Regions from separate parts of the Mus musculus genome. Here all the other regions are linked to region 1. Evidence: chromatin loops called from intact Hi-C (ENCODE). Cell type or tissue: left cerebral cortex. All regions are shown on one strand. Region 1 overlaps Btbd8 (BTB (POZ) domain containing 8). Region 2 holds the start of Ephx4 (epoxide hydrolase 4). Region 3 overlaps Btbd8 (BTB (POZ) domain containing 8). Region 4 holds the start of Btbd8 (BTB (POZ) domain containing 8).

Evidence for each region. A loop is a pair of places that touch in the nucleus more often than their neighbours do. Peaks named below come from ENCODE experiments on the same cell type or tissue, not always from the same donor. Only the 100,000 strongest peaks of a DNase experiment are listed, where the experiment ranks them.
Region 2: a loop joins it to region 1, with 8 times the contacts of the local background. A loop is called at or near these places in 4 of 42 quality-filtered maps.
Region 3: it touches region 1 in a loop (4-fold over the local background); 3 of 42 quality-filtered maps call a loop at or near these places.
Region 4: a loop joins it to region 1, with 4 times the contacts of the local background. A loop is called at or near these places in 3 of 42 quality-filtered maps.

The regions. Positions count from the first base shown.
Region 1 is chr5:107,493,155-107,501,154 of GRCm38, reverse strand. It overlaps Btbd8 (BTB (POZ) domain containing 8), which reads right to left. Exons shown (of 18, transcript NM_001378266.2): 10 at 5,102-5,284; 11 at 4,282-4,419; 12 at 3,305-3,434; 13 at 1,067-1,128. Among named protein-coding and RNA genes, the nearest start is that of Gm33885, 26 kb to the right of the region's middle. In left cerebral cortex, a CTCF peak has its summit at 6,189 (motif pointing right); DNase peaks (open chromatin) are centred at 1,797, 2,142, 2,694, 3,432 and 1 more place; H3K4me3 peaks cover 3,722 bases; H3K27ac peaks cover 3,466 bases.
Region 2 is chr5:107,401,930-107,409,929 of GRCm38, reverse strand. It overlaps Ephx4 (epoxide hydrolase 4), which reads right to left and starts at 6,417. Exons shown (of 7, transcript NM_001001804.2): 1 at 6,155-6,417; 2 at 3,813-3,898. The coding sequence starts at 6,379. It overlaps Gm17202 (a long non-coding RNA gene), which reads left to right. Exons shown (of 5, transcript XR_389494.4): 3 at 4,317-4,759. In left cerebral cortex, a CTCF peak has its summit at 4,173; DNase peaks (open chromatin) are centred at 6,217, 6,639, 7,166, 7,413 and 5 more places; H3K4me3 peaks cover 4,577 bases; H3K27ac peaks cover 6,253 bases.
Region 3 is chr5:107,444,344-107,452,343 of GRCm38, reverse strand. It overlaps Btbd8 (BTB (POZ) domain containing 8), which reads right to left. Exons shown (of 18, transcript NM_001378266.2): 2 at 6,287-6,481; 3 at 159-355. Among named protein-coding and RNA genes, the nearest start is that of Btbd8, 10 kb to the right of the region's middle. In left cerebral cortex, no CTCF peak of the experiment used is centred here; DNase peaks (open chromatin) are centred at 1,878, 3,354 and 4,282; H3K27ac peaks cover 2,629 bases.
Region 4 is chr5:107,433,772-107,441,771 of GRCm38, reverse strand. Lpcat2b (lysophosphatidylcholine acyltransferase 2B) reads right to left here. Exons shown (of 2, transcript NM_027599.3): 2 at 6,733-8,000. The coding sequence ends at 7,415. Btbd8 (BTB (POZ) domain containing 8) reads right to left here and starts at 3,842. Exons shown (of 18, transcript NM_001378266.2): 1 at 3,627-3,842. The coding sequence starts at 3,775. In left cerebral cortex, CTCF peaks have their summits at 3,206 and 7,579 (motif pointing left); DNase peaks (open chromatin) are centred at 3,203, 3,619, 3,920 and 7,572; H3K4me3 peaks cover 1,494 bases; H3K27ac peaks cover 1,757 bases.

The DNA.
Region 1 (8,000 bases):
CCATGACTCTCACTTTATTAGATGTTAGATGGTGTAAGGGCTCAGGACATGATGCACAAGAGGACTCTGAAACACTCCAGAAAAATGACAAAATTCTCCATTGTCTGGGTTTCCAATCAGAAATATGGAGGGCTTGATGCCTCCTGTTCTAAGCCAAGAGAGCTATGTCCTGGCTGCAGAAGTTGTAGTTCCTAGCTAGTGGGCGATAAGGAGGGAGGAAACAGGATTCTCTGCCAAACTTTCAAGGGCAATCTGTTCTTTACATTCTAAATCAGAACATTGAATAATTGAGTCCACAATATCATTAGACTATGCATAGATTAGTATAATTTTGTACTTACATATTTTGATGACATGAATAGCCATATAATAACACTTGGAAGGAAGAAAATATATTTCACACTATAATAAAGTCATCAAATATTTTTTTTAAAAGGAAAAATAGCAGAATACACATGTTACTCTTTTTAAGAATGGAGTGCAGTCACGTTACTCTATCGCTTTATTGCACAGTGGCTCTCTAGACCCCTGGGAAGCTTGTCATGTTGCAGTCACTGGGAGGCAGTCTTTTTATATGTCTGACCCCATGCCCTCAAGCCCAGGGCATTACCGCTATAATTACTAATTATAAGTACTTGACTACTTTTAACACTATATGAAAGTATACCAAATGAATACAAAAATAAAGCACACTGTGCTCTTAACACCACTTGCTTCTTTTTACCCTGCAAAGAGAAACCTGGAACAATGAGCCTTCTCTTGTGACAAGGCTGGCTGACTAAAAGCAGGCACCAAACTGAATCCTAGATGTCTTAACAATTCCTCACTTATTGGAACAGTGCCAATACGTTATCTGCCAAAAAGAACTTCAAGGAAATTAAAAAGGCATATATTTCCTATGCCAAATGAATTTGGGACAGTCACATCATTTAAAATGTATATATTAAATGCTCAGTTGTTATTTCCTCTTAAAAATAGCTTCAACTAATAAACATGAATTTTGCATTGTAGAATAATATATTTGCATCGTGTTCTCATTGGCACCTGCGCCGTGCTGGAAGTGTACCTGAGAGCTGGTGAGCACAGGCTTCCTGCCAAGTCTGCGGTCATCACCTTTGTCAAGTGCAGCTATAAACAAACAAAAAAATATAAGAAACATAATTATTAGCAAAGAAGTGCAGGATAATAGAAAGCTAGGAGAAAATGCTATATTTTGATAGAAATTTAAAAATAAACAAACAAACAAACCACTTGAATCCAAAGCAGCACAAACTATTTACCATCACATTTTAAAATAAAGATACTTCAATCTTACTCTGGTCCAGAAAAGTTCATGTTCTTAAAGCTCATAAATGAAAATGTAACATTTAAAAAAATGTTCGTTTAAAAAAGCTGGAATTTTTACAAGCTGTAAATTTTTAAATAACCAGTTTTATTTAGTTTCTAAATGTCAAGACAATATTTTATATATAAATTTAATATGAAAAATATCCAATTACTCTAGGTATACTCTGCTGAAATTAAACATATTTTCTGGTTTTACAATTGATTTTGGGATTGTAGAAAGAGAAGAGAAACAGATGTTGTCCTCCCTAAACATAAAGCAGGAAGCAATCGTGCAAGTCGTCTCATTCCTACTGAGCTAAGTAAAAACTCACTTTGTAAGTCAGGTTTACCTGGGAATTACTGAGAGGCTCATGTTTGTCCTTTTAAAACTAGAACTGGAACGGCACCAGAAAGATGAAATAATGTGACTCGGGTCTAGTCTAGCTCAGAGTTTCAGGGCTTACAGTGCTTGACGGTTTACTTTGAAGAAGGAATTTATTTGCACATATCATTTCTCAAATATCCATGTATTTAGTAAAGCAGCTATCAAACTGCTTCTCCAGTCTCTGTTCCATGGATACATGCTGCCCGGCAGAGCAAGCAACCCTGGAGACAGCAAGGACTGATTTGCAGCAGTCAGATGACGGCATAATAACACACAGAAATTAATAAAAATTATCCAGTCAGGACCACAGTAAGAACCTCAGAATGTTAGAACAAAGGTGACCCAAGGCAGTAACTACGCACAGGTCAGGACTCCTTACAGGTCAACATGCTTGTAATTTGAGAATTACCCTAATGCAGCCTAACAACAGGGAAGTACAATGCCTAACCGCACCACACTGGCAGTTTGTCCAGGTGTGTAAGCATGTGCAAGCATATGGGTTTCTAATTGCTACTATGAGAGATTACAGAACACTGGAACTCAACTTTGTTGTGAATTCCTCTAAAAAGGAGAAAAACAAAGTTTGCTGCCAATCAGAAGCAAGCTCAAAGGACGCCTGCTGAAGGGATGCTGACCTTTGCTTCTTCACCTCAGACTGTGGAAGGAAAGCTGTGTCTGCAACCAGGAAAGTGTTCAGTCTCTAAAGATCGATGATTTGTATTACACGAATAAGGGAATATCCTTGAAAACTCTTGTTTAAATTTATTACATCTAGTTGCTTTATAAAGCAGGTCTAACCATGACTATATCACTTAAGAATTTGACAAACCTGAGGTATAATTTGTCCTCCTTGCATTCCATGTTTTAGAGCACTAAAATGTTTGTTACATAAAATATAAAAAGTGGAACTGCTGAACGTGGCGGTTATTTCTGAGGCACCTGCTTTAACCTAAAAATAGTCACGGAGCCATTTTAGCTCCACACCCTCAGAATTCTATTTCAACATTTTAAAGCACACACCCTTTCTGACAGACAGACATCTTCTGTTTAATGCTAATGTTTCAATCTGCTTCTATGAAATGTCAGAGATCACTGTTTGGCTCCTGAGGGACCCTCCGCAATAGCACACAGTGCATCCCTGAACCAATCAATTGTGAAATAAAGCCATCTAATCTCGGCAGAAGCACAAGGGAAGGTTCTTGTGAGAAAGATGGAAAGCTTCAGTAAAATACACCTTCCAGGGAGAAAGTAAGCTTCCAGGTCTGACTGTAGAAATTGTGCCCTTTCACTTCAAGCTCCCACAAAGATGCTTGTATTTATTTTTTTAAGCAAATGTGGCTAGAATATTGTAGCTAATATATAGAAGGATTAAAAATTGATAATTACATGCAAAAGAAATAAGTTTCATTTTCTAAGAACAGCACACAAAACATGGTTTCTCCAAGCTGCCTAACACATCGCTAGTTTTGGGAAGCACTCCATTGCTGAACAGAAGCTCGCAAATGCTAATTAACTAGCATTCAGAATGCCTTCAAACTATCTGCTCTCACAAAGACCATCATCTGAGGATAAAAACCTCGAAGAACAACATACCTACTTGAATTTTCTGCTGATCATCTAAGTGCATCAGTTTCCAGCTTCCTGTGTGACGAACAGCATAGAAAGACTGTACCAGGAAGGCCCACAGCTTACCACGCACAGCTTGGATCCTGCACGTAAAGCCCTGTGTTCCAGCAACAAATCAGCAGCTGGTGAGCCACATTGTCATAGCAACCAGTCATTATTCCTTCCCGAATCTACTTACTCCTAAGCTACATCAATGATGTCATCAGTTACATTTCTAAGATCACTGAGTACATGCTATTTATGCAGGCTTACTCATTAACAGGGTTTTATAGTGAACAGGAAGCTAGATGCTACTCTAAACTACATGTTAAAACATCAATGGGGTTTTTATGAACACCTTCCTAAACCTTTTCATATCAACTATGACATTGCAAGGTCAAATACTCTATGTAATAATAATAAATCTAATGAAACATTTTATCATTCTTGTAGAATAAAAAATGCCAATAATTCATGATTATCTTATTGTCACTGATTAACTGCATTTAAAAATAAATGATATTTACATTTTTATTTTTCTTACTCAATGTAATTTAAAAAATAAGATTTATTTTGAAAAAAAGAAATTACTAATGCCATAAAAACATTAATTATTAAAGACACTAAAATATACACCTTATACATACAATTTACTGTAATTATCAGAGAAAAATACCAAAGTTGCATTGTGTGAGATAATATTGCTAAGTCCCAAGCTATGCTTAGAATTAAGGAGCCAAATTGCCAAATTCTAAACCTTTATTAAATGCTAATTTGAAGGCAAACATAACTGATAAAAATTTTATTAGTAAATATTCCAAATATATATAAAAAGCTGTATCAAGCCCAAGGTGTCTAGTACCTAATTTCAATGACCTGTGTGACATTTAAAACTGCATGTACAACTGAAAATCTTAAACATTTCCAATATTACATATGTTAATGAGTTTTGCTGCATTCAGTACCATTTCCTTTGTGCTTTCAGAATTCAGTAACGTGTCCAGAGCCATAAGGAGAGAGCAACTATTTTCAGCGGTAATATTGTCTTCAATTGCTTTAAAAATTTTGTCCAACAGATGAGCTGTGCTGCTCATTGCTTGTGACTACAAAACACAGAGTTTGACACTTAATGAAAGAGATGTAAAACACACGAGAAATGTTAGTGTTTAGTGTGACAGCAGCGCAGCTGCCATGGTGGCTACGTAGCATCACCTGAAACTGTAGTCGCCTTCCGTATCTGCTTGAAAAACTGCATGGGCATGATCACTCCCCACTCCATGCACACACATGTACATACACATACACACACACACACACAGACCCACACACATGCATAATACACGCACACACACAGAGGCACACCACACACATATGTGTGCACAGGGTTCTCAAAAGCGAATACAGCCATGATAATAGAACCAGGAAATAAAGACAGCATCTTTACTCAGTAACTAATTCTAGAGAAAGTGGCTCCTTATTAAGATGGAGTTTTCAAGAAGCACTATCTTTACAACATGGGCCTCTAAAGTGTAGCCATGGTGACTGAGGGCTCCAGCTGGCCCAAGGTACACTGTGCCTTGCCAGGGCACTCAGCCTGTCCCTCCTGCCTCTCCTCTGTGAGCCACAGCACCCTGTCCACCACTGCTCCAAATCTGCCATCTGCTGTGGAGGTTACTCAAGCCAGAATAATTTAATCAGAGGCAACCTGACTTTAAAAATGCTTATGCAATTAAAACCAAAACACAAAGACAGGGCCGACCAGAGCATACACTCTAGACACAGTACCTGCAAGAGAAGAGTGAAGTTCTCACTCTCAATGATCTGAGAGAAGTTTTCAACAATAAATGTCACACACTCTTCTTGGAGCTGGGATGCCATCGACAGGGCTGCTTCTGTCCACTTTACTCTGGGTAAACCCATGATCAGCCTGTCACTTTCCATTAGAAGAAAAGCAGCATTCCCATGATTCTAGAATGTTAGAAATACTTGGAAAAATTAGCTGGTATTATTATTCATAAAATAACTTTCTAGACAAATCAAACAGAGGACTGCATAGTGAGCCCAGCAGCAGCTCAGCTGCCTGCCCCTTGTAGCAACAGGAGTCATCTTAGAGAATATCAGCAGGAGGGTCAGACCGTCAGCTCAGTTGTAGAAATGACAGATTATGGTTCTGAGCTATTCAGCTGTGGGATGGGTTTCTCGCACAGCAATAAAATGGAAGACTGAATACTTAGCTTGGACCTTCTCTGAAACATTGAGAACTTAACCAAGGTATTTTCTTGGTTAAGTCCTGATCCTTACACAGACACCACATTCTTTCTGAACCTATTTCTCTCCTTTAAGCTCTTAACTCAAACAAAATTATTCAAATATGAACATAACATATGTATGTTCAATGTCTGCTTTTGCTCACTGCTGGACTGCAGGGCCTACGACTACTGGGTTAATACAGAAACTTTATGATTACTGGATTTCTACTATGACCAGATTCTGAGGTTATATAATAGATTTTTATGGTATTTTACATTAAACCCTTAAACCTTAAACTTTTTATTACTTTTAACAATAATTCATTAAAATGCATATCGTTTCAATTGTCTTAACAGAATAAACATACTCTGCTAGGTTGGAAAAAAAAAAATCCAGTAGTTAAGGGCACTTGTTCCTCTTGCAAAGGACTTAGTTCAGCACCCATATGGTGGTTCATAAATACCCATAACTCCAGTTCCAAAGGCTCTGGCACTGCCTTCTGATCATCACAGGCAACACGCGCACACACACGCTTTTTACTTATTTATTCTTGTTTTATATGTATGGCTATTTTGCCTTCATGTATGAGTCTCCATCACAACATGTAGTGCCCTTGGAGACCAGAAGAGGGCATCAGAACCCCCAGACTGGAGTGACAGATGGCTGTGAACTGATATGCTGCACTGGGAACTGAACCTGGGTCCTCTGAAGAAGAGCTGCTGCCTGGACTGTGGAGCCATCCTCAGCTCTCGTTTTCCTCCTGTGATGGCGTCCTGAGCAGCTGTACTCACTGAGGCTGGGGGAATAACCTGCTGTGCTCTTCTGTTACTTGTGGAGCCAGCCGCATGTAGCTATGCAAGCAAGTCTGGCAGGTGCTCCCTACTGCTTACTATATATACACTGGTATGTTCAGTGGCAGTAAGATTGAGTATAGTAGATAGCCTAGCTTGGAATCTATTAGGAAACTAAAATATGGACATGCTAAAGTGATAACAGATGGTACAGACTCCTTCCATACTGATCTGAATATTTGATGAACCCTAAATGTTAAATACCTTCAAGTACAAAGTAAAAATGTAATACTTCTAGACCAAACACAAAATTTTAATTCAGGGTAATACGATTCAAAACTCAAAGTGAATATAAGGTATTATGAGGAGACACTGCCCTGGGTAGTTGCCCTTGTTAGTTGTCCTTCGTTTGTTTTGCTATTATTGTTCTGTTTTTGTTTTTGTTAACCTGACACAAGCGAGAGTCATCTGGAAAGAAGAAAACTCAACTGAGAAAGTCTCTCCACCAGATTGGCCTATGGCTATCTTCTTAATTAATGACTGATCGGGAAGGCCCTCCTTACTTTAGGCAGTGCCACCCCTGGGCAGATGGTGCTAGATTATAAATAAAACTGACATGACCCTAAACATCTAAATATCTTAGAATGGCAGCAATGTATTTTAAATCTGCTTTACCTTGTCATTTACATCCAGCCTGTTTTTTTCTGTGAAATTGAGATAACAGTACCTGTCTTATACTAAATTTCACAAAAATAACATGTGACATATGAACCATACATGACTTATGGGTACCACTGGTGTAGTAAATAATGTTTCTACTGAACCAAATTACAGCTGGAGTAACTCCCTTCATGAACAGGAGTAACTACGCAATAATGCAGAAAGCCAATACAAAACAGTAGGTGACAAGGCCCTTCGTTGGCTGAGACACAACATTTAGATGACATGAGCGGCACTTCATGTCATTTCCCAGCTTCCCCTGCATTCACCCTCTGTGTAACATGGTCTCACGTTACTACCCATGCTTAGTCAGAGAGACGGGGCTGATTAGGAGTGTATGAGACAAAAAGAGAAGCGGGGGGAGGGGGGAAGAGAGAGAGAGAGAGAGGAGAGAGAGAAGAGAGAGAGAGAGAGAAGAGAGAGAGAGAAGAGGGGGAAAAGGAAGTGAGAGAGGGAAGAACAGAGGGAGGGGGAGAGGGAGAGAGACAAAGTGGGGGAAGGAAGATAGAGAGGGAAAGACAGACAGACAGACAGACAGACAGAGAGGCTTAAGCAGCCTTTATAAGTGATGATATGGCTTGAAGGCCACAAGAGAATACAGAAGGAAAAGGAAAACTTAATTGAGAAAATTCCCAGATCAGATATGCCTATGGTATACTTTCTTGATTGGTAACTGTGTGGGAGGGCCCAGCTCAACTTGTATGAGAAATGCCACCTTTGGGTTGGAAGTTCTTCCTGCTGCTGTAAGAAGGCAGGCTGAACAGGCCACAGGGAGCAAGCCAGTAAGCAGTTCTCCTCCATGACACCTCTCTGCATCAGCTCCTGTCTTGGGTTCCTGCCCTGACTGTGATGGAGTGATGTATGGAAGGGTTCCCCCCCTAAGCTGGTTTTGGTCATGACCTGGATTGTGTGGTGATTCTAAC
Region 2 (8,000 bases), 91 kb after region 1:
GTTTAAAAGACTTGATGTGATCACCTTGTCATGTTTACTTTGCTATGACCACCTTGCACCATGTCTTTGTTTCAGGTGGTTGTTATGGCCAACTTATTATGTTTATATTCTGCTCCTGTTACGCCCCCTTAGTTGCCTGCCAAATCCCCGTTTGGAAACTCTCTACTTCTGAGCTATAAAACCCTTTATCTTCCCCATGTCCAATACTAATCTCTTGAACCTCACCTTAGGGGGAGATAGCCCATGTACACAAATAACAGAAAAAGCTGTTTTAATTAATTTGGCCATGATTTTTGTTGGTAGTCTTTTACCTCTCATCTGTTGAATTAACATTTGGAGGTCCCAGCGAGATCAATTCCCCAACCTAAATTTGGAAGTTGGATTTTTTCCCTCAGAACTTCTGGGACTGGAGCATCTCCCTAATGTGACTGGGCACACTCCAGGGCCCTGGAGCATGCCCCATGCCCACATGCCTTCAGTTCGGCAGACTGCTTAAGCAAATGGCTGAATCAGTAACATATGACTGACGGGTGTGTGTGTGTGTGTGTGTGTGTGTGTGTGTGTATCAGTAGAGGAATTATTGCTAAGGCTCCTTTCTCTCTTGCTGAGAACCCTCACCTCTCAATGGCCAGGTGAGAGGGAGGCTTGGAGTGATTAACTTTTATTGAACCAGGAAAAGAAAGTCACACTTGTTCTAAGAAGGAAAACTTTTACCCAAGCAAATATGCATAGACACAGAAACATTCATACACACATTTACATTTTCATTAACATTCTCATTTACACATTAACACATTCACATTTTTGTTGGACCCAACCACCTGTCTCATCCATTCCACAAGTATTCATGCATACTTGCATACACACACACACACACACACACACACACACACACATATGTATATATATGTGTGTGTGTGTAAGTACATATATACATATATATATGCATTGCATATACATATATACCTACATGCATACATGTATACATACAGCTTAAAGATTTACTTTTAAGTGTGTGTGTGTGTGTGTGTGTGTGTGTGTAGGGGCACGTGCATATGAGTTCAGGTATCTGTAGAGTCCAGAAGAGAGTTTTAGATCCCTTAGAGCTGGAGTTACAAGTGGTTATGAACTCTCTGATGTGTGTGCTGGGAACTTAACTCAGGTCCTCTGCAAGAGCAGCAAGTGCTCTGAACTGCTGAGCCATTTCTGCAGCTGCTACCTTGGTTTGTTTGCTTGGAGACAGGGTCTCCCACTAGCTGGAATGGACGACCTTGAACCCTGTGACCTGTGTGCGCCTGCCTCCACATAGCTGAGGTTTTAAGTGTCATGCCTGGCTCTTTTACATGGGTCCTGGAGCTTGAACTCAGGGTTTTGTGCTTGCACAGAAAGCACCTACTCAGCTCCTCCCAGTCTGTAAAGAATAACTGTAAATATCCTTTTTTTTGGAATACATACATAGTAACATATTTGACTCACATTTCAGCCATAAACTAAAACAGAAATGGCTGCAGTAACAAAACATTGTCCCTGTCGCACATCACAGAAACAACCCTTACCACACTGAAACAAGACTATTTTCATACCCTTGGGGGGGGGGTTGTTTTGTTTTGTTTGTTGTTGTTTTGTTGGCAGTGGTTTTGTTGTTTTCCTGAAATGAGATCTTGTTAGCAGCTCAAGTCTGGTACTGCTATGTAAACCCAACTGGCCTCAGGCTCCTTTGTCTTGGCCTCGCCATGCTGGGAACACAGACATGTGCTGCCAGCACGCCTAGCTTTTCTGACCGTTTCAGACAATAGCAGAGATCATGCAGAAAAGCAAACACCAAGACAACCTCTTCCCTTATCATTTCTGTTAGCATATTTCAGGATCCTGGTTTCCCAGGCAGGACACTGCGGTGTTGGGCATCCTGTCTGTCCTCCTCTGAAAAGGTGACACCACTGCCTCCTTTGTGCTGAGCTCAGGATGAGGAGCCTCTGAGTGAGTCTCTGCCTGGGAGTGTTTACACAAGCATCCCAGGCAGCTGGAGATGGAGGCAACTCACAGAAATTGCCTGGGTCAGCTTGAAATATTTTTAAAAGAGATGCAAATTGAGGTAGAGGGAGAGAGAAAAAAAATCCTTTGACAAACAGCCATATTTTGGGCTGATTTAGCTAAAGTTCCCACAGATGTGTTATCTTCTCTAACACTTCCTCTGGATTTAAGGCGGCAGATGTAGAATCCTATTGCTTTTGTGTCCCTGGCAGATGTAGAATCCTATTGCTTTCGTGTCCCGTGTGATAGCATGCATTAACTATTGCCCTGATAGTAAGTACATAGATTGCTGCTTCTCAGCTGTCTCGGGTAACAGTGCTAAATCTACACAGCACATTACTATATGGTGCTTCTGGATTTTAAAAATTACTGTGTTCTTTTTACTTTTCTTTAGTTTTGTGTCTGTGTGGTTGTCTGCAATGTATGTGCAGGCACCTGCAGAGACCAGAGTGATGCTGGATCGCCCGGCTCGAATACCTGAGCAGTGGCTGCTTTACCCAGTGACATCTTCCCAGGCCCCTAAGGGACAGATTTGGAGTACTGGCTGGGGTGATACGAAGGTAATTTGATTCTACTCTCACAGCATCTCTGCAGAAATGTTGTTGAGTGATACATAGGGTCCTTCTTCTATTTGACTATCCTGCATTGTGATAAAACATCTGGACCGTAGCACTTGGGGAGGAAATAGTTTATTTCATCTTACGGTTCCGGGTAGCAGTCTACCACTGACTGGAAGTCAGGGTTTCTGCTTCAGCTCTTTCCCTGACTCAATTTATAACTTGAAATTTCAGAAAATTGAAACTTTAGACTTTTTTAATCTTCAGAGGAAAAAGCATAGTTAGGGATGGTGGTGCACACCTGTAAGCCTAGCACTTGGGAGACTGGAGAGCTTGGGTATGAGTTCAAGGCCAGTATGGTGGTTTGAATAGTATGGCGTATACACTCTTGTGTTTGAAAGTTTGGCCATAGGGAGTGGCACTATTAGGAGATGTGGCCTCACTGGAGGAAGTGTGTCACTCTGACGGTGGGCTTTGGGGCTAAGCTCAGGGTGACACACAGTTTTTTTCTGTGGTCTGCAGCTCCTCCAACACTATGTTTACCTGGACTCTGCCATGCTTCCCACCATGATGCTAATGGATTAAACCTCTGAAACTGTAAGCCAGCCCCAATGAAATGTCCTTTATATAAGAGTTGCTTGGTCATGGTGTCTCTTCACAGCAACAAAACCCAAACTAAGACAGCTAGGCTGGGCTACACAGCAACAGCTGATCTCCAAAAATTAGGGTGGTTGTATATGTATGTATGTTTTTAGATTAGGAGCAAAACTATTGCTGTGACTTCAGGGACATTCAGGAGATTTCACCCTGTGAAATGATCTGCCTGCCGTTTTGAGAAAGGGATTCCATGATAAGTTCTACATTTAGAATGTTTGCCCCTGTAAAACTATGACATTTAACCGTGGTCATAATAGAGTTAGATCTGACCTCATGGGAGTAACCTCTAATTTACCCTCTGTTGCTTTCTTGCCTTTCCACCCTCTATCATAAGATCATTCAACATGGCAGCCCACATCGGATCTTGATCTTGGACCTCCCAGCCTCCAGAACTAAGCAAAAACCAAAATAAAACAAACAAACAAACAATAACAACAATAACAAAAACACCACCACCACCACCAACAACAACAACAACAAACTCTATTCCTTTACAGCAGCATCAAATGAACTGAGCCAGAATCTTAAGTGTTAATGCGAAAGAAACAAGTTAGTTGGTAAATTTACCAGAATTCTGGAAATCCATGAAGCAGCAGCATGAGCGGTTTGCCCCTTTCTCCAGCAGCAACATAGTGAAATCTTAACCCGGAGTCCTGAAAGTGGAAGAGTATGGAGTATGTGATAGCAGGCAACATCAAACTAAGACATTTAGTATTTCCCTGTTACTAAAAACATTCTCGCTTGAATTACTTTAATATCAAGAAATAAATATTAACAACATATTATCAATAGAATAAAGGGACTAATTCACCTTTGTGGGTATTCCCTTTGGAATACCCCTTACTTGCTCTGTTACAAGGTCTGTGTATATATTTTGAGCTTCTGGAGCAATGTTACAATGTAGCTTTCGTCTTTGTGAGGTGTGACGTTTTATCCCCTGCAGGATACATAAATAATTCTGATCTGAATTTCAATGTTGCAAAGTGTATCTCACATATTTTTTTTCCTCAGTTGCCTGTCAAGAGCTGCAGTATCACTTATGTAATTCACACCCCCTTCTCTTATTTTTAGGCATCTCCTTCCCACACTGCGATCTGAGTGTTTCATATACGCTCTCCTTTCCTGCCTGCTCCCTCTGTCACATCTGTGTTTCTAACAGTGGACTATATCAGTGCCCAAGACTTCACGCCACATTTGGGAGATGACTAACCCCAGAAAAGGAAAGGACTGGGAACAAGAGAAGAATGCTGCAGACATCAAGGATATGGGAGCATAGACAAGAAAGGAAGAGAGAAAAGCTAAATCCCTGCAAGTATGAGGGGAAGACAGCACAAGTCAAAGCTGGCCATGGACTCTGTCTCTGGCGTGTCATTGCCCTTGATTCCACCACCTTACTAAGAAAACAAGGCCCAAGGGCTGAGGTTGCAGAGCAGTGGCAGAGCATTTGCCTTTCAAGCATGAGACCCGAGCTTCAGTCCCCAGCACTGCCGTCCCTTCCCCTAAATGAGGTCCAAGTAAGTCACATAAGTCATGAAGGTCATGGGAGTCATGAGCGGGCTAAGGATGTAGCTCAGTGGCAGAGCACTCGCCTGGCATGACCAATGTGTCCCCCGGCGTCACTAAATAAACAAGTTAAGAGGAATGAAGTATACAGGTGACTAGAGTCACCACTATTTCTTCCTTCTGCTTTTGAGGGGAAAAGAGAGTAATTCTGAGGAATCCAGGAAGAGTCATAAGCTGTGTTTCATCCTTAAGTTGGACAGAATTAACAAATGTGACTTGGCTGTTATCTTTTAAAAATTATTTTAGTGGTGGTGAGTCTTGGAAGAATAAAATGCCAGGGCCACCAGATTGGATTTAATAAAGATTTTATCGCACTGGGTATATGCCAGGTTGATAATTATAATGATGAATTATAAATTATACTAAGTTATAGGTCCGTTGGCCTATGTTTTCTTCTCTTTTTCTTTGTGGTTCTCTTCCTCCTCCTCCTCCTCCTCCTCCTCTCCTTCTTCTCGAAACATGAACATACTTAATTCTCACATCAGTTTCAGGCTCCTTTTGCCTTTCTGAATCCCAGTTGCTGGGGAGTTTAGCTGCTGATTAAACGTCAGGCAGGACTCAGTAACACAAATATCTCCTTGTATGTTGCCTTTGAAAGGCTTGTGAGTCAGACTGTAGGTCGTATCACAGAGACTGTATCACTCCACCACCTGGCATCAGGAAATAGACCGTCTGTGGGCTGTGACAGAAGCTTGGACGAGGACGGACAATGAAAATCTGTTGGCACGGTTGACACTTTTATTTAAGCACAGAGAATGGAGCTTTATTAAGAAGTGGGTACCTACTTTGTATTCCATTCTCTCCTATTTTTGACTTTTTGCACCTACTTCCTTCCTCACAAACACAAACCATTTCTTATCCTTTAGTGCTGCCTAGGTCATCTGAGATTAGAAATGACTTTCCAAAGAACTGTCCACTCCCTCCATCTCAAAATCTGGACAGCAGGGCACCGCCAGGAGCATTATCCTGCAACTGATCTGAGCCCTAAAAGGCAAAAAAGGTAACAGGAGATAGCTTCTCCTTGCAGTAGGAGAGGGAGCAGAATTATTCTGAGTTGCTTCAGCAGGAGGAGGATCCAGTTAGAGAAATTTCACGTTCTGAAACACGCACCTCCCCCCCTCCACACACACACATAGGTTAAGGAGAGAGTGGAAAGCCATGATACTGACCCGCGGAACAGCCCCTGGCCAGGTCCCTCCTGCCTCCCCCTGGGGTCCTCCGGGTGCCCGCAGCCATCGGGACGCATCTAGGAACAATCGGCCCGGCGCCCTAGGCACCGCGGCTTCCAGGGCTCCCCACCCGCGTCCCTCTCCCTCCCCTGTCTCCAGGCCCGCGTCGGCCTTCACCTTGATGCGCACGTAGCAGTGAGTCCCTAAGGAGGGGTCGTTCAGGCACGCCGGAGGGTTGGCCCGGGCCGCCCGGCGGAAGGTCTGCGCCGGCGCCCTACCGATGCTCCACAAAAGTTTGAGCAGGTGGACGGAGGCGCACAGCCCGCAGTAGCCGTACACCAGGGACCAGTAGAGCAGGGCGCGCAGCGCGGGCAGCAGGCGGGGCGGGCGCGGCGGGGCCATGGGCGCCTGCGGGAGCCGAGCTGCGGCGTCCCTCCCGCGCCCGCCCGCTCGCCCCGCACACGCCGCGCGCCCGGGCCTCGGGGACCGCGCAGGGCGAGGCCCGGGCTGTCCTCCCGTGCCACGTCGCTAGAGCCGAGCGACATGAAGGCGACGCCGAACGCCATCCCCAGGTCCTGTCGAAGCTCCGGGCTCTGAACAGGTCCCAGCGCCCCGGTCCCAGAAGCCGCAGACCTTTTCCCGGATGTGAGAATCGCGGAGGGCGGGAGGGACTTTTGTACTGAACTGTGGTAATTATTTCTTCAGGTGGGCATCCCTAACACAATCTCTTACAGATATTAACTGTTTCTTAACTGAGTTCAAAGTTACCAAACACCCCAGCCAGAAAAAGCAAAAAGGCACTTTACACCAAGGCACAAGCAATCAATTAGCTTGTCCCTACCCTTAGCAAGGACTCCTCCCTCCTCCCTCTCTTCTTAATGTTCCCCTCCCCCTCCCTCCTCCCGCCCCCATTGGTGTAACTCTACAATAGTTTATCAGCCCTACCCCCACCCCGCCCCGTTAAGAAACATTCATTCTTCTTAGTCTTCCTTTACGTTCCTGTTTCCCTTCTCTTCCCTGACCTCCCTTGTGTGTGTGTGTGTGTGTGTGTGTGTCCGTCCGTCCGTCCGTCCGTCCTTCTAGAGATGCAGTTACAGGTGACTGTGCACCCCTCACCTCCGGAACTGAACTCAGGTCCTCTGAAAAAGCAGCCAGTACTCTTAACTGGTGAGCCATCTCTACTCATTCCTTCCATCTGAATAGCTTAGGGCTGTTATAAGTGTATCTACATAAAATGTTTCTGTGTGAACGTTTTTTTTTTCCTATTTCACCTAGAAATGAGACAGTGGGATAAGGTGGGTAAGTGTACCTTTGGCTTTCTGCGACAGAATCAAACTGGCTTCCAGAATGACTGCTCGGTGCTAGAGGTGTTGCTTAGAGCCTGGGTCCCATTCTTTAAAGCACTGTGTACTGAACTCTTAATTTCATTTGTTCCAGAGGTGCAGAGTGAACCCTTGATTCTCAATAAGAGGCACTATCTTCCGGAAGGAAGGAGCTGCCTGAGGGCAGAGCATGGGGGAGGGCAGCTGGGGAAGTGAATGTTTTAGAACAAAGTTTAATGACACATATGTCTGAATATGCCACAAAGGCTACCGCGTTATTACTGTTAATTACTGTTAAATAATGAATAAAAAGAATAAAGCCTACATTTATTTCCTAATGGCGAATAGTACCAGGCATCTTCTGTGTGATCACATGTCACTCAGCTATACTTTTCTCGACAAAGTGTCTATACAAATCTTCTGCTTGGTGTTGATCCCTGCCCCACCCCCATGGAAGCAGGGGTGGTGGGCCTGCATTCACTAGCTCTGGGCTATATCCACAAATGCTTTTGTTCTTTGGGTTGTTTTTTTTGTGGGGGGGGGTTGCTTTTACAGGCTTTATTTATATATTTGTGTATACTTATACATACATATGTATGTGTATAGCAATACTACTCAGCTATTAAAAATAATAAATTTATGAAATTCTTATGCAAATGGATGGATCTGGAGGATATCATCCTGAGTGAGGTAACCCAATC
Region 3 (8,000 bases), 49 kb after region 1:
AGGGAAATGGGAAGGTGACTGCAGTATGGCCTCCCCTTTCCAGGCCTCTTAAACAATCAAGGCCTGGCAGAGCAGCTCCACAACATGCTCTTCGCTATTACAGAATATATCTCAGCACATGGCTGTAAAGTTTTATGAAAATCCAACAAACATCTCACCCTTGGAAATAAAGCAGTCACCTCCACCAGTAATATCCTCTGGAATTTCACCTTTCCCAAGAAAACAGTCAGACGAAGTTCTATACCGCGGGAAGCTGACGTCTGGCCCCTTTTCTGGCATTAAGCTTCCCACTTTCAGTTTTTTAACAATTTCCTCTTCATAGTTTTTTATGTTTTTGTTTGATGAATATACAATCCTAAAAGACAAAATATAAAATATTAATTAAAATAAAGGTGATTTTTTTTTTTGGTCTTTTTCTCTGAGACAAAACTCCTGTGTCCCACGCTGGTTTTGAACTCGCTATGCTGCAGAGAGTGGCCTCCATCTCTCACGTGCTGGGGTTATGGCTGTGCAACACCACATCCAGGGCATATGGTGTTGAGGATGTGGTAACTGCTTAACATGTATAAGGCCCTGCAGACAAAACAAAACAAAAACAAACAAAAAACCAGGACTAGATGGCCTGGCTGGCAACTTTCCTAAACTCTTTAAGAATTAAATCTTTCATAATTTTCATGTACAAAAATGTAGAAGAAAAACATGTCCCAACTAACTTTTGACATCCAGGATTACTGGGTTAAAGCAGACAAGGTAAAAAAGACCAAAAAAAAAATCATAAGAAAAGAAAAAATTAGCCACTTCTTATGATTAGTATAAGAAAACATCCTCAGCTGGGCACAGTGCAGCGCACCTTCCCATCACTGGGGAGGCAGAGGCAGGAGGAGCTCTGTCTACACAGCAAGCTCCAGTGCAGCCAGGATTGCACAGAGACATTCTGTCTCAAAAGAAGGAAGGAAGGAAGGAAGGAAGGAAGGAAGGAAGGAAGGAAGGAAGAAAGAAAGAAAGAAAGAAAGAAAGAAAGAAAGAAAGAAAGAAAGAAAGAAAGAAAGAAAGGAAGGAAGGAAAGGGGGGAGGAAAAAAGGAAGAGAAGGGAAAGAGGAAGGAAAAAAGGAAGAGAAGGGAAAGAGGAAGGAAAAAAGGAAGAGAAGGGAAAGAGGAAGGAAAAAAGGAAGAGAAGGGAAAGAGGAAGGAAATGAGAAGGAAAACATCAACAAACTGACAGCTAACTGCACCCAGCAACATAGGAACACGATTATACAACACAACCAGTGAAGATTTACTTCAGGAAATCGGGAGTGGCTGGACAAGAGAAAGTCAGTATTATTCACTGTGCAGACAGAATGAAGGACAAAAGCCACATATGAGGCTGATTGGGTCTCTTGGCATGGTTGTAATTTGTAAGCGAGACTGTAAGAGTGGAGGGGGACTTGCAGGATTTAAGACGAGAGGGGCTGGGAGCTGGCTCAGTGGGCAAGAGCGCTTGCGCACAAGCATGAGGATCTGGGTTCAGCTTCCCAGAACACACATAAAATGACGGCATGGCGCACAGTCCTCTAACCTATTGGGGGATGGAGACAGTTGCATCCTGGGTGTCTGCTGGGGAGCCAGCCTAGCCAAACTGGCAAACCTCTGATTTAGTAAGGAACTTCATCTGAAGCGAGTAAGGTGGAGCGCTATCGGAAAACTTGTGCTGCCCCTCTGGCCCCTGCAGACACAGGTACATGCACACTCATGTGCATGCTGCACAGGGCCATCTGGGAAAGCCAGAGTTGGTCAAGAGGGAGGGAAATGAGAAAGCACAAACAAAAGCCTTGCTTGTGGTTTCTGTGGGAGGGAATGAGCAAGATGAGGTGGCACCTGAACAGGATTAGGAATCATTGTGGGCGGGCATGTGAGTAAGGGCTGATCTCTCACCATCTGCTACCTGGCCTGGTGTTTAGAAGAGAGCGTTGGAAAAAAGAAGGTATGTGGCTGTGTACATGGACTCATGACTGGATGGCTTACAAATGAAAGAAGTATTTACAGGCAAGTCATTTGCTACATGTAGGAATCAGCTAACCCTGGAAGGGGCAATCTTTCCTCTGATATAGTAAGAAACTAAGTGAGACTCCAGAAATCAAAGCATCAAGAGTACATGGCTAAATGTTGTAACTATAATCTCAGAAATATTTTTAAGGATACATGGCTTCAGCTGAGTGGCAGCTGCTGTAACCTCAGGCTAGAGGACCACCTGAGCCCAAGAGCTCACAGACAGACTAGGCAACTTAGCAAGATCGCCTCTCAATAAATAAACTAATAAATTAAAATAAATACATAGCTGGCGTTTGTATCTCAGTGGTAGAATGTATGCTTAGCATGAACAAAGCTCTGGACTAAATACCTACCCAACATGCAGAAAACACAGCTAAAGAATAATCTACTACCCACTCCCACCCTGAGTAACAAGAGCCGTAGCAGAGAGAAGAGGAGTTTCTGTCCTGGGCCTGTGCTGAGCCGACTGACACTTTATGGTAGCAGTCCTAGGTTACTAAGGCCAAACTGAACTCTGAGGTCCTTTTTCTTTCACGTGCGTACACATACTCTCACACTAAGCACACTGTTAAATCTTCTTTGAAAACTGAATATTGCTTTATGATCTTAAGGTAAACTTGAATTTAAGGTGATTCAAAAGCCCGGTTTCCAAAGGGCAGATGAGTCAGTGTTTCAGAGCTTTGTTTTATACTCAGAGTGCACACCACAGACTACAGAGTCCAGGATGCAGGAGAGAGTTTCAGTAGCTTCATGAATAAAGTGAAGCGCCTTACAGATGATTGCATTTCATGTCACAAAACTTCAAAATGCTATCTTACCAAATTTTTTCTTTAAAAAGTCTGAATCAGGGCAGCTGTGATGGTGCGTGTCTTTAACATCAGCACTGGTCGGCAGAGACAGGTGGAGCTCTGGGAGTGTGACTCCAACCTGATCTACATAGCAAGCTCCAGGCCAGCCATGGCTACACAGTGAGATGCCGTCTCAAAATCAAATAGAAAACATAAAAGGAAAGAATGAAAAATCTAAATCATTTTCTATTATAATATGCCCTTTAGGCTTTATGTTAATGACAAATTTCAACGTAATCTACTAAAAAACAAATAGAGGCGACACATCATAAGCGCTTTCTATATGCAAAGCAGTAGCTGAGGTGGCTCATGAAGTACACATTGTCAGACAATCCAAGTTCAAGGAGCTTGCATAACCACAGACCCACCATGACTACTTAGCATGAACAGAGTGTGATTATGGGATAAAGCACAGAACCAGCTATTCTAGCTTCCTTATCCGAGCTGAGAAAACTGAAGCTGAGAGCAATTATACAACAGGACAATGCACAGGAGAAGGCAGATGTCTCCCTCCAGCCCTGTCCTCAAGCGCAGAGCTTCCTTCACACCCCCATACACTGAGTCATTCTAGAACTCACTATGCAGAGCAGACTGTCCTTAAACTCACAAAGATCTACGTGCCTCTGACCCACAGTACTGGGATTAAAGGTGTGTCCCACCACAGCTTGCCTATTCGCTATCCCTTTTTTTTTTTTTTTTTTTTTAAAGATTTATTTATTTATTTATTTATTATATGTAAGTACACTGTAGCTGTCTTCAGACAGCTACAGAAGAGGGCGTCAGATCTCATTATGGGTGGTTGTGAGCCACCATGTGGTTGCTGGGATTTGAACTTCGGACCTTCGGAAGAGCAGTCGGGTGCTCTTACCCACTGAGCCATCTCACCAGCCCTCGCTATCCCTTTTTAAAAAAATATATTTAACTATATTATTTTAAATGTATGAATGTTTTGTCTGCATGTGTGCCTGTATACCATGTGGGTGCCTGGTACCTATGGAAGTCAGAAGAGGGTAATAGATCCCCTGGAACTAGTTAGGATGGTTGTGAGCCACCATGTATATGCTTAGAATTGAACCCAGTTCCTCTGCATGAGCAACAAGTGCTCTAAACCACTGAGCCCCCGCTACAGTTCCCTTCCCTATCACTTTTAATGATGGCAAATAAAAGTTAATATTAATGTGATCTCTCTGTTTCCCTGTTGCGTAAGCTCTGGCCTACTCTCAGGCCTTTCCCTTCTTCCTTCCTTCCTTGTGAATGTCACTTTTATCTCTGACTTGTTGTCTCAGATGATGGGATAAGAGCCGTACCCAAGCTGTGCAAATACACAGCTTGGGCTGAGCCCAGAGCGCTTCTTTCTCTAACTATCCTGGGTCTAGTCCTGGAAGCTTCTAGCCTCTGTACAATCTAATCTTCCAGGATGACTAATTAAATGCAGCTTCTCTTGGCTTCTCACTGAATTGCTATGCTTGGCCTCATACTACCTTTGGCAATCTGTTCTAATCTTCTGGCTCCTCATTCCCTGGCTCGTTCTGTCTTCATCTGTGTCTAGCTTGGTCTCTGCAACCTGTCTCTGTACAACTATCCTGGTAAAACTGCTACACACACCATTCTGTCTGTCTGTCTGTCTGTCTGTCTCTCTGTCTCTCTCTCTCTCTGTGTGTGTGTGTGTGTGTGTGTGTGTGTGTGTGTGTGTGTGTGTTCCCCACCCCCACTTGTCTCTAGTAGCCTCTCTTTCCTGTGCTGTTCTTGTGAGAGCTGGGCATATCCTATCTCTGACTCATGCTGTCAAACCTTTCTCTGATTCTATCTGTCCCTCAACTAGACATCACTTTCAAACTCCGCTGTTTCCTTCTACAAACTAACCTTACCTTCATTGTTAAAGATTAGAGGTATGTACTAAGGGCATGACTAATTCTAGACAGATAACACTGTAATCTAGGGGTGTCTGAATTCCAGCTAGATCATATAGACCTAGAAGGTCTTTGGATGTAATCCCTTAACAGAGCAGCCAAATTGCTGGATTAAAATTCCTCTATCCATCCTTCCATCCAGTTCATTTGTTCCTCTCTTCCCTCCCCCCTTGCTTTCTTTCTTCCCCCCCCCCCCCACCTCCTGGGAACATAGTTTCTCTGTGTAGCCCTAGCTGTCCTTTCAGTAGACCAGTAGTCATTCAGTAGACCAGTCTGGCCTTGAACTCAGAGATCTGCCTGGATCTGCCTCCCAAGTGCTGGGATTAAATGCATGCACCACCATGCCTGGCTTCCCAGGATTTTCTTTTAAATGTACAGTCCACAGCTGTATTTTACAGTGTCTACTGCTGTGAATAATATCCATTAAATTTTGTGCCAGACCACCGTGTTAAGGGCATTATAATTATCTCCTTTAGGTTTAAGATGATTCAATGAGGAGTATTTCAGTATATGTACTTTTTGGATAAGGAGTAAATATAAGTGGTCAGTACAAGTTCATAGAGTTAGATGTGGTAGATTCAGCTTGACTACCAAGCCTGTCCTTACCACAACTGTGCTGTGCCAGGGGAAAGGCATACATTTTTAAGTTGATATTTGAACTCAATGACAAGCTAGCTAGCTATACCATAAATAAATAAATAAATAAATAAATAAATTTAAATAAATTATAGTTACAATGTGTTTAAAGTATAGGTGCTTCACATTAGAAACAACAAAAACAAAGCAATTGTTAGAGCTTAAAATGAAGAGCCAACAGCAAAATAGAGGTGGAAAAAGGCGCCTACCATCAAACCTGACAACCTGTTTGGTATCTGGAACCCACATGGTAGAAGGGAAGAACCTCCACAGCAAAGCTGGTCTGCTGGTGTGTGCAGGAGAGCTGAGGAGAGGGGGGAGGGAGTGAGGGAGGGGGCCAGAGAGGAGGGGGGAAGAGAAGGAGGTGGGTAGAAAAGGAAACTACCAGGAAATGCAGAATTCACTTCTCCCTCAGGACTGGTTTTTTCCTTTCCCCTCTGCTTTCTGGTACTCATTCAGTAGACCAGGCTGGCCTCAAACTCACAGAGGTCTGCATGGATCTGCCTCCCAAGTGCTGGGACTGAAGGCATGCACCAGGATCAAGTTCTTATTCATTTATTTATTCATTTGAGACAAGACCTCATTCTTCAAGCATTCATTCATGACAGAGTCTTTGTATGCAATCCAGACTGGCCTCAAACTTGTGATCCTCCTGCCTCAGCCTTCTGATGCTGACTCATAGGCATATAAACCACATCCAGCAGTGCATCAGTCTTGAGTTTGCCAATACAAAGCCTCAAATATTAACAAAGCCATTTAAATGGAAAGATTTGACTAGAGTATGGACATAATGAGAATATGCACATGCATTTTTAAAAAGTCAACTGTTTATCATAGTTGAATGTAAGATGAGGCACTTACTGTAAAAATGCTTTAAATTCTGAAGCTTCAACACCATCCACAGGAACAAGCTCATTTGTTAGGTCACTTGATGTGTGTTCAATGATATGGGAATGAAAGCCAGGAGCTCTGGCTAACAAGACTGCCTTGTGCACTTTGAACAGCGAGCCACTGACAGAAAGAATGGTGTCTGTGTGGATTTCCTCCCTTAAAAGCCTGTTAGGGAAAAAGGTTACAGTTGGATTAGTGATGCTAAAAACAGGTAACATGTTTAAAACAACCTGCATACTTAGAAATGCAGTCAAAACAAAGAGGATTTATGAAAGAAGTAAAAACATTTAAAATATTTTCTTCATTCTAGTAATAAAACGTATTTTCTGCCCTGTCCTGGCTAGTTTTATGTCAACTTGACACATACTAGAGTCATCTGAAAGAAGGACCCTCAATTGAGAAAATGCCTCCATAAGATCCAGCTGTAAGGCATTTTCTTAGTGATTGATGGGGGAGGGCCCATTCCATTGTGAGTGGTGCCATCTCTGGGCTGTGGTCCTGGGCTCTACAAGAAAGCAGGCTGAGCAAGTCATGGGCAGAAAGCCAGGAAACAACACCCTCCACAGCCTCTGCATCAGCTCCTGCCTCCAGGCTCCTTCCCTGTTTGATTTCCTGTCCTGATTTCCTTCAGTGAGGGACAGCAATGTGGAAAGTGTAAGCTCAATAAACCCTTTTGTTCCCAACTTGCTTTTTGGTCATGGTGTTCCACTGCAGCAAGAGAAACCCTAAGACAGCTGCTAACATTGATTTTTCTTTAAAAATGTACCTTCTTAAGTTTTATTAATGAACTAATTGTTCAAAAATCATACTAAAACTCAACCAAAACTGTAAACAGTCAACACAACAAACCAGACACAACATCAGACAATCCAGATTAGTAACTAGTAACAGCGGGGCAGTGGTGGCGCATGCCTGTAATCCCAGCACTTGGGAGGCAGAGGCAGGTGGATTTCTGAGTTTGAGGTCAGCCTGGTCTAAAGAGTGAGTTCCAGGACAGCCTGGGCTACACAGAGAAACCCTGTCTTGAAAAACAAAAACAAAACAAAACAAACAAACAAACAAAAAACAGAAAAGAAAAGAAAAGAAAAGAAAAGAAAAGAAAAGGAAAGAAAAGAAAGAAACTAGTAACTTTGTTCTGTTAATGACAAAGTCTAAAATGCAGCCTTGGATGTCAAGGACGTGACACCTGTTTTGCCCTTTCTCATTCCCACCCAAAGGAATCAATCATGTTCTCATCTATCATTAAACGACAGGCTCGGGACGTAACCCATTTGAATCCCTAGTGTATATGCATAGTTATGGCAAAGCCCACTGATTACATGTCTACATAAACTGAAAAATAGAAAATAACAGAAAACATAATCTATTCATTCGCTTCTTCGTACTATGTATTTCTTCTCTCTACCTACTTAAAATACTTTATTTCACTATGCCAAATCACCAGTATCATCAAGGTATGGGTTCTCGGAGGATTTCTGTGTTGCAGGATATAATTGGCAATCACACCGATGGACCATGGGAGGACCATGTACTGGGAAAGATATCCATTACAGTGAAAGCTTGGCAAGCTGCCTGAGACACTGACTCCCCTAAGGGCAGGCTAATGGCTCCTCTCTCAGTCCCATTATACAAGGTCCACACCTCTATTACAGCATTTCTGTCATTGCATCATTATTTTTATGTG
Region 4 (8,000 bases), 59 kb after region 1:
GCTGCCTTGTCTGGCCTTGCTGGGATTGGAAGCACCTAGCCTTGCAGAGATTTGAAGTGTCAGCATGTGGGTATAAGCAGAAGGCCCCAACCAGCTCAGAGAAGAAGCGGGGTAGTTGAGGGGAATGATTGTTGGAGGGTGTGACTGGGAAGGAGGCACTGGGTGGGATGTAAAGTGACTAAGTAAAAAAAAAAAAAAAAAAAAAAAAAGATCAAATTGAAAAATACATTTACTAAGTGTGATCTTTAAAGACGTTTAAGCATCGGTTACAAAAACAACGGGAAAGGGAGCTCCTGGCTTCGCTCCGAAAGGCAAACCAACTGATCCACGGGGGGGGGGGGGGGGGGGGTGTGCAGATTGGGTGTGGGAAAGAGCAAGGGGCTTTTAAAGCCGAACCCCACATCCTCCTATCTGACTCTGCAGTTGCAGACATGAAGGTGAAAAAGAGGCAAAGAACGTATACAGACCCTAGAAGAGGAGAGCCAACTAACAGGCAAATTATCAGCCGTTAGCTGGGTAAAGCGGGACTTGAAGCGAGGAGGACAAACCACCTTACAGTACAAACAGATGATGCCAGGAGCCTGAGCTAGGTGGGGTCCATGATGGCAGAGAGGAGGAAATGAAAACACGTGTGGGTAGTAACTGGCGTTGGCTGGATGTAGGAGTGAAGGTGAACAATCTCTGGTCTGGATAGATAACCTGGGCTCTGGTGATGCCACCAATCCTTCATCTGTACTTGCTTGTCTGAGCTCTCTTCAGCTCATCTCTTCAGATGCACGTCTAGTTGTCGTCAGGATACAGCCTCCCGAATACTCATATATACTTCTTTTTCAACTGTCCTAGGATTTGGAGCTGTTTCCTGTTCTTCCCTGTCTCGGCTCGCCCACATATATTCACTCAACAAACCTGTAACTTTTCCATTTCCACTGCCAGCATGTAGCCCTCAGCTACCATAAAATCTCTTACCTGGCTTGTTTGTTTCTAATTTCTCTTTTCCCAAAGTCAAGATCTCAATGTTAATTCTATTTCTTGTTTGGTTGGTTGGTTTTTGTTTTGTTTTGTTTTGTTTGTTTTTTTAGAAACACCAACAGTTCTCTGAACTACCCTCAGAATCCATCCCAAATATTTAAGTACACAAGAATGCCCTATTATAATCTACAGTCTTAACCTATCTACCTTCACATTCTGTCATTTTGTCTGCCATAACCACAAATATCTTCAAGATAAAACAATCTGCCTTAGTTAGGACTAATATTGCTGTGGTGAAACACCACGACCAAAGCAACTTGGGGAAGAAAGGGGGTTTATTTTACTCAGTTCTATGGACTAAAAAGCAGTGAGCACAGGAACTCAATCAGGACAGGAACCTGGAGGCAGGAGCTGATGCATAGGCCACAGAAGGGAACTGCTTGCTGCCTTGCTCAGCCTTTCTTATAGAGTGCAGGACCACCAGCCCGGGGTGGCACCACCCTCAATGGGCGGGACCCTCCCCAAACAATAATTAAGAAAATGTTTACAGCTGGATCTTGGAGAGGCATTTTCTCAATTGAGTTTCTTTCCTATGACTCTAGCTTGTGTCGGATTAACATAAAACTAACCAGGACAGGCTCAAATCTACTTATATGACCTTGGCTTTTTATCATAAATCTCAATACTTTAATCTCATCTGAACTGGATTGTATACTAAGCTGACATTAGCTTCATGTGCTAGTTAAGCAAGGTAACTTCTGTGGAGAAATTGTATGATAATCCAGGTAGCAAGTGGTACCTTTAAGAATGCACAACCCCCAGAAGGAATATTGAGATAATATACTTTTCCTCCCCAGAAGCCCATCCTTCAGTGCAGCCACTTGCAGCATGATGACATTGTGACAGCGCAAGACAGCGCAGAGGCTCCTCCATCTCATATTCTTGCTGAGGCCATTTCAGGTTTAACTAACATTTGGTTTCCTTGATAGAGAATCCCACAAAAAAGTTAACCAACTCTATTGTAGGAATCCAAGGTCAACAGATTCCAGCCAATTTAGCTTTTTTGTTAAACTGCCTACTGTGCAGACCTCCCCTCCAGTTAACTGCTCAAGTTCTGTTACAGTGTTTGCTTGTGCAAAATTCCCCCTGCAGCTGCACAATACAGGGGAAGTGGCTTTAAAAGCCCCTCACCTAAATGCTTGGGAGTACACTTAGGTCCCAGCCAATAGGAACAAATACTTTCAATTGGCTAGAAACTGTGTCTGAGTAGTCACCACTGGCAAATGGGCTCCTCTAACAACAGAAACCTGCCTGCTTTTCTGAGTCCTAACTCAAAGCATAAGGTTTTCTTTTCCTTTCTATCCTTTTCTTTTAGACACTGGCCCATACACTCTGGACTTTCTCACTGTTCTTTGGAAGTAGCTCACACATCACACAGCAGCTGTTCTCCACTGGGTAGCCTACCAGCTTTCTTAGACCTGATATAAAAGGCACGGCTTTCTCTTCCCCATGCTTCCAGGCAGCTGATAAGACATGTAGCTTGCCTATTGACTCTGTTTTTAAAATCATTTTATTAATGAGACTATGAAGACTATGAAGAAGAGGACCTCAGCTTTTTTTCCCGATAAACATATGAGCTCAACGTGAAGATCCCCAAATTTCCACAGTTGTTCACAGTAAGATTTGTAGAATAAAGCCAGGTGTGGTGGCAGATGCCTCTAATGACAGGCAGAGGCAGGCTGATCTGTGATCCTGGTCTAGAGAGTGAGTTCCTGAACAGTCTGGGCTACATTGAGAAAAAACAACCCAAAAAACAAAACAACGAAACCCAAATAAGCAAACGAAAGTATTGTGCAATAAGAGAGAAATGATCCAGAGGTTAGCAGCATTGCTCTTGCAGAGGGCCTGGGTTTGGTTCTCATCACCCACACTATTATAGAAAGAATACGCATTCCCAGTAAGAAATCACTCCCGCACTTATCACAGGTCTGCGTATGGCTAATTAATGCCTAAGGAAGAGCTGGCCTTGAGTAAATTTTTACTAACTTATATACACACCTTAGGAGATGCATTTTCATATATGCCGTCATCTTTAAATCGAGTTCCAGCCCCAGTCTGCACTTTGAACAATTTAAATAGAGACAGGAGTCTGCAAGTCTGACCACTTGGGTGGATGGGAGGTTTGCACAGCAGAGCTATTGCCAGAATTATTTTCAGTACAGCAGTATGTGTTTCCCCCACTAGTTGATGGCCGGGTTCATCTTGCCCACCTGTCAGAATTATGCCTTCCCTGCTAAGAGCATAGAGGAATTAATGGTAGCTGTGACCCTGAGCTGCCCCGTTAAAGGCACACGGTTCGGTCCTTCATGTCAAGAAAACACTCGTTTTCCTAATTGAATAATTTTTCTTCCAACTTTTTAAAGACATGGTATGTGTTTCAGGGTCTGGACGCAGCCCGAACTCAGCAACAGCCACTGCCGGTGTGTGAACCTTAGAAACACTGGTTGCAACGCATCGTGTAGGTCTAATTTTTGTCCTCCTTCTGAGTGCCTAGACACCGGTTCCTTGGGTCGGGCTGAGCCTCCTTGGGAGGGAGGCGCCCAGCGAGACTGCAGCGAGGCGGGGAGGGAGTGAGCAGCGCTGCTCCCGCCTCCTACCTGAGCACGTCGCGGCTGAGCTGCTCCGACACCGCCGCCTTCAGCCGGCGCCGCTCCCCGGGCCCCTTCCTGGGCAGCCCCTTCCTGCCATGCCCCGGGGAACTCAGAAGGGCCACCGGGGCCGCACCTCCCGCTCCACAGTGGGCCATGTCGGCCGCAGAACCCCGGTGCCAGGCCGCGCTGGACCGGTACGGGGGCGTTCCCGAGCCCAACAGCGCGCAGCCGAATCCGCCCCGGAAGGAAAATTCCCGCCCCCACCTAGTTTGCAGCCGGTCCCTAAATGCTGCGGACCAGGCACCGCGCGCCTAGGACTCAAAGCCCGTAGCCACGTGACCGGGCGCTGCTGCGCAGGCGCACTCGCTCTGTTTACATTGGCCTGTTTGCGCCCTCCTAACTGACCTGAAGGGAAGGTCCCCAGAGCTGTAATCTGTTCTTTCTTCTTACTGGTTGGTGTTAAGTCAACCGTTTAATGAGTGTTATGGAGAAGTGACTTGAAATCAATGTGAGAAGAATTTGTATGTGTTCTTTCTGGGGTGTCTGCATCCTCTGCCCTCTTTATGAAAGATGGGGGTTGGGGGTAAGGTGGGGGATGGGATCACAAGAGTTTTCCAGTAGTGAGTATTAATGTCCTGAGCAAGGAGGTAGATAGGCATAGTTGGTATAGCACAAGTTATATTTTAGTATGCCGAGGGTCATCACATAAGGTTCATGCCCTAAATTCCTATGGTCCCAAGGCCATCTCCCTAAGGCTGCTTAACTGGGTGATGTATCTTAGCTGAAGGTTATATAAGGGTCCATGATTCGCCAAGGAATGATACCTAGGACTCAAATAGTATGTAAACACAAAGAGTGTTTTATTCTACAGAAGTCCAGCATGCTGGGGTCTCCCATTACCAAGACAGAGACAATCAAGTGAGCTCGCAGGCCTGATTTAAGCACATTAGGGGATTCTGGGATAGATAACCTTCATCTTGCTCCATCTCTAAGAATATTCCGTTACCAGGGTGTGGGGGATGGAAACTGTTGTTGACCCTTTGCCCTTGCTTCAGGCCAGGTGGCAGGACAGCTTCTGATGGCAGGGCAGTTTCTGACCAGCTGCCTAAAGCCAGGGTTTTTTTCTAGTAACTGACTTGCCTGGGCTTGCCTGGATTTGCCCAGTTCTTAGGCCTAGTCTCCTGGACTGCCAATTTGAAGCCTGTCATGGAGTCAGCCTGTATCAGACGACTCTAACAGTCTTTGATTAAGGGTCAGGATCCTGGGAGAGACTCTCCAGCCACAGGGCAGACTCTTAATCTCTGTTTACATTCTATCTACTGGCGTCAACGGGATTCTAGGGCTGTGTCTAATTATCTAAGTGGTGCCACTAGGTTTTGGTTATCAGGTGCAGCCTTGAGTTCAGTGGAATTCCTGGCTAAGCTATTTTTACAAATCTAAAATGCATGTTTTTTTGTTTTGTTTTGTTTTGTTTTGTTTTACTGTGCTCATTACACCTACTTAGCTTTGAGGAATAAATGATTTGGATTAAGAAAATGTGAAGGGCCAGGCGTGGTGGCACACGCCTTTGATCCCAGCACTTGGGAGGCAGAGGCAGGCAGATTTCTGAGTTCGAGGCCAGCCTGGTCTAAAAAGTGAGTTCCAGGACAGCCGGGGCTACACAGAAACCCTGTCTCGAAAAACCAAAAAAAAAAAAAAAAAAAGTGAAGGTTAACCCTCTCATGATTCACAGCTTCCTGTTTTCATGCCTAACTCCACTGCCCCATCTGGTTTCATATCACAACTATTAAGTTATCTGCCATTTTTTTGAGGGCTTCCCCACCCCAATAGTCCTTAAATTGTAAGGCTTTTATACTATTCTAAGTCGAGCGTGTGGCTCTAAAGACTCCAAGCTAGGATCTGCTTTTATTAATGCAAATGTGCGATATGTCAGGCCCAAATGAAATTCCATCTCTCCAAATTCTGGTGGTTAGACAAAAGTCCAGCATTCCTCGGGAACTTGTGAAGCCATTTGTGGTGTGTGTTAGCATACCAAAGTTCATGTTGGCCTCCAGGCTCCCTCATTATCACAAGTACCTGTTACATATTTCAGAGTTCGTGTCAACATGCTGCCCTTCTTACCTCCTCCACAACAGTAAATGTCTCCAGCTCATGGGCTTACCCTGCTATTTTGGCTATGCTCTCCCCCCACCCCACCCCTGCTTTCCCCCACCCTCTTCTTTCCTACTTCCTTCCCTCTGCTCTCCTTCCTATCTATCAATCTCTCTATCATCTATCTATCTCAGTCATCTATCTATCTATCTCTGTTGTTCCTGCTTCTCTCAAGCCCAGTTTCAGTCTGCTGATCATGTTCAGCCTACCCCTCCCCCTGCTCTAGACTCTTCCAGATGCCTCTAGCTGTTCTCTCCCACATTTCTGTAATAAAACCTTCCCCTTAACCATGCCATGCCATCCATTTATAAAGTGTTCTTATTTCTGCACCCAAGTTACCTCCATATATATTTTCCCAATTCCATGCATTTACATGCAAATTACGTCATTACATTTTTTTCTTTACAGCTAAGTAAATTTCCATTATGTATTGTCAGGTCCAAAGGGTACCCTAAAACACCCCATAAGGTCAGGCCCCTGGCTTGGTCCAAAATTGAGTCTAAGTTCAGCTCAAGCTGGATTGTAGAAATATTTCTGTCACTTAGATTAAATATTTCTCAGGAAGTTGTGAACTAGATTCCTTGTAAGCCAAAAAGGAGTCATTTCCATTGCCTCTGGTAGAAGTGGTATAGTTCTCTATTGACATACATCTGTGGGATCCCTATCAGCAGATCAAAATCCATCCAGGCTCCTACAGTTCCCTATTCACAAGCACCTGGTATAAATGTCAGTATCCATACTGGCCTCCGAGTCCTACTCACCCCCCACAACCCCTCTTCCTGCACTGTGCTAGTTTCTAGGCTATTGCAGCTCACAGGCTTCCCTCCTCCTGGATACCCATCCATTCTCTCAGAAATCCTAGGGAGTCCCAGTAGAGAGCCACTATATAATACCTGGAAAACCAGGGCCCCCTTCTTGGAGTTCTTAATTTCATGTTAAAATAATTTAAGAATGAAAACAGGAGCTTGAGGACAGTTTATTATCAATGAAAAGGAAAACCCCAACGCAAGCTGTAAATCTTTTTAAGTCTAAGTCTGTTTGCTTGGTTGTAAAGCCTTGTTTCTGCTTCTTATTTACTGGGTGGATGGGAATACAGGCATATGCCATTGTGCCCAATGAACATTATCTTAAGGGAGGGAAAGGCATTATAATTCCTCAAGCATATTTTACATATAATATCTGTGTGTATTAGTTTCTGTCAACATGACACAAGCTAGGGCCATTTGAGAAGAAAGGACCACAACTGAAGAATTGTCTCCATCAGACCAGCCTGTGGACAAGTCAGTGGTACATTTTCTTGAATACTGATGTGAGAGGGCTTAGCTCATAGTGAATGGTGCCTTCCCTGGGCAAATGGTCCTGGATTGTATAAGTATGCTGAGTGAGCCACGGGGAGCAAGCCAGTAAGCAGCACCCCTCCATGGTCCCCATCTCTACTTCTGCTTGAGTGCTTGGCCTGGCTTTCCTCAAAGATGGAAGCCCTTACCCAAGTTGCTTTTTCCAAGACAGTATCCATGTTACTTAGAGTAAAAACCACTGAGTTTTTCCTCAAAGGATAATTTTTATTTAGTTCATCATTTCCACCTAAAAGTTCTTTTCCTGTTTCCAAGGATGCCTTGAACATCTTAATATTAGGGAAATGTTTATACTTCTCTTGGTAATGAGTATATATAGGCTGCCTGGAGATCTATGTATGAATGAAATAATTTGGCATATGCTGGATGCTTCAGGGCAAACCTCCGAAAAGTTCTGTATGAAACCTGATCTGAATCCTTGCCAGCCATCTGCTGGAAGAGTGTGGAAACATCTAGGTCTGGCACTCCGAAAGCTGCCTGAAGCATAGTTGTCAACTCCCGTTCTGTTACATAACCATCCTCATCAAGATCAAAAAGTTTAAATGACATTTGCAGAATCTTCTCCGTATTGGATGGGTTGCACAGGACAGTTAGACCTATCACATACTCTCGGAAGTCTATGGTGCCATCCTGATTCCTGTCAAAGAGAGAGAAAAGCTGTCTCAAGGGCTCTGAAATTGGGAGTTTTAAATAACGTGAGAATGCTTCAATTCCAATCTTGCCTCCTTTTGAGGAGACCGCAAACGAAGCATATTGGTCCAAGTGCTTGTGGATGTTGTCCCAATCTAATTTCAATTTCTGACTGATTTTTGTAAATTCCACCAAGCCAGCTTCCATGGGTAGTTGAAGGGCACCCGCAGATATCATCAGTTTA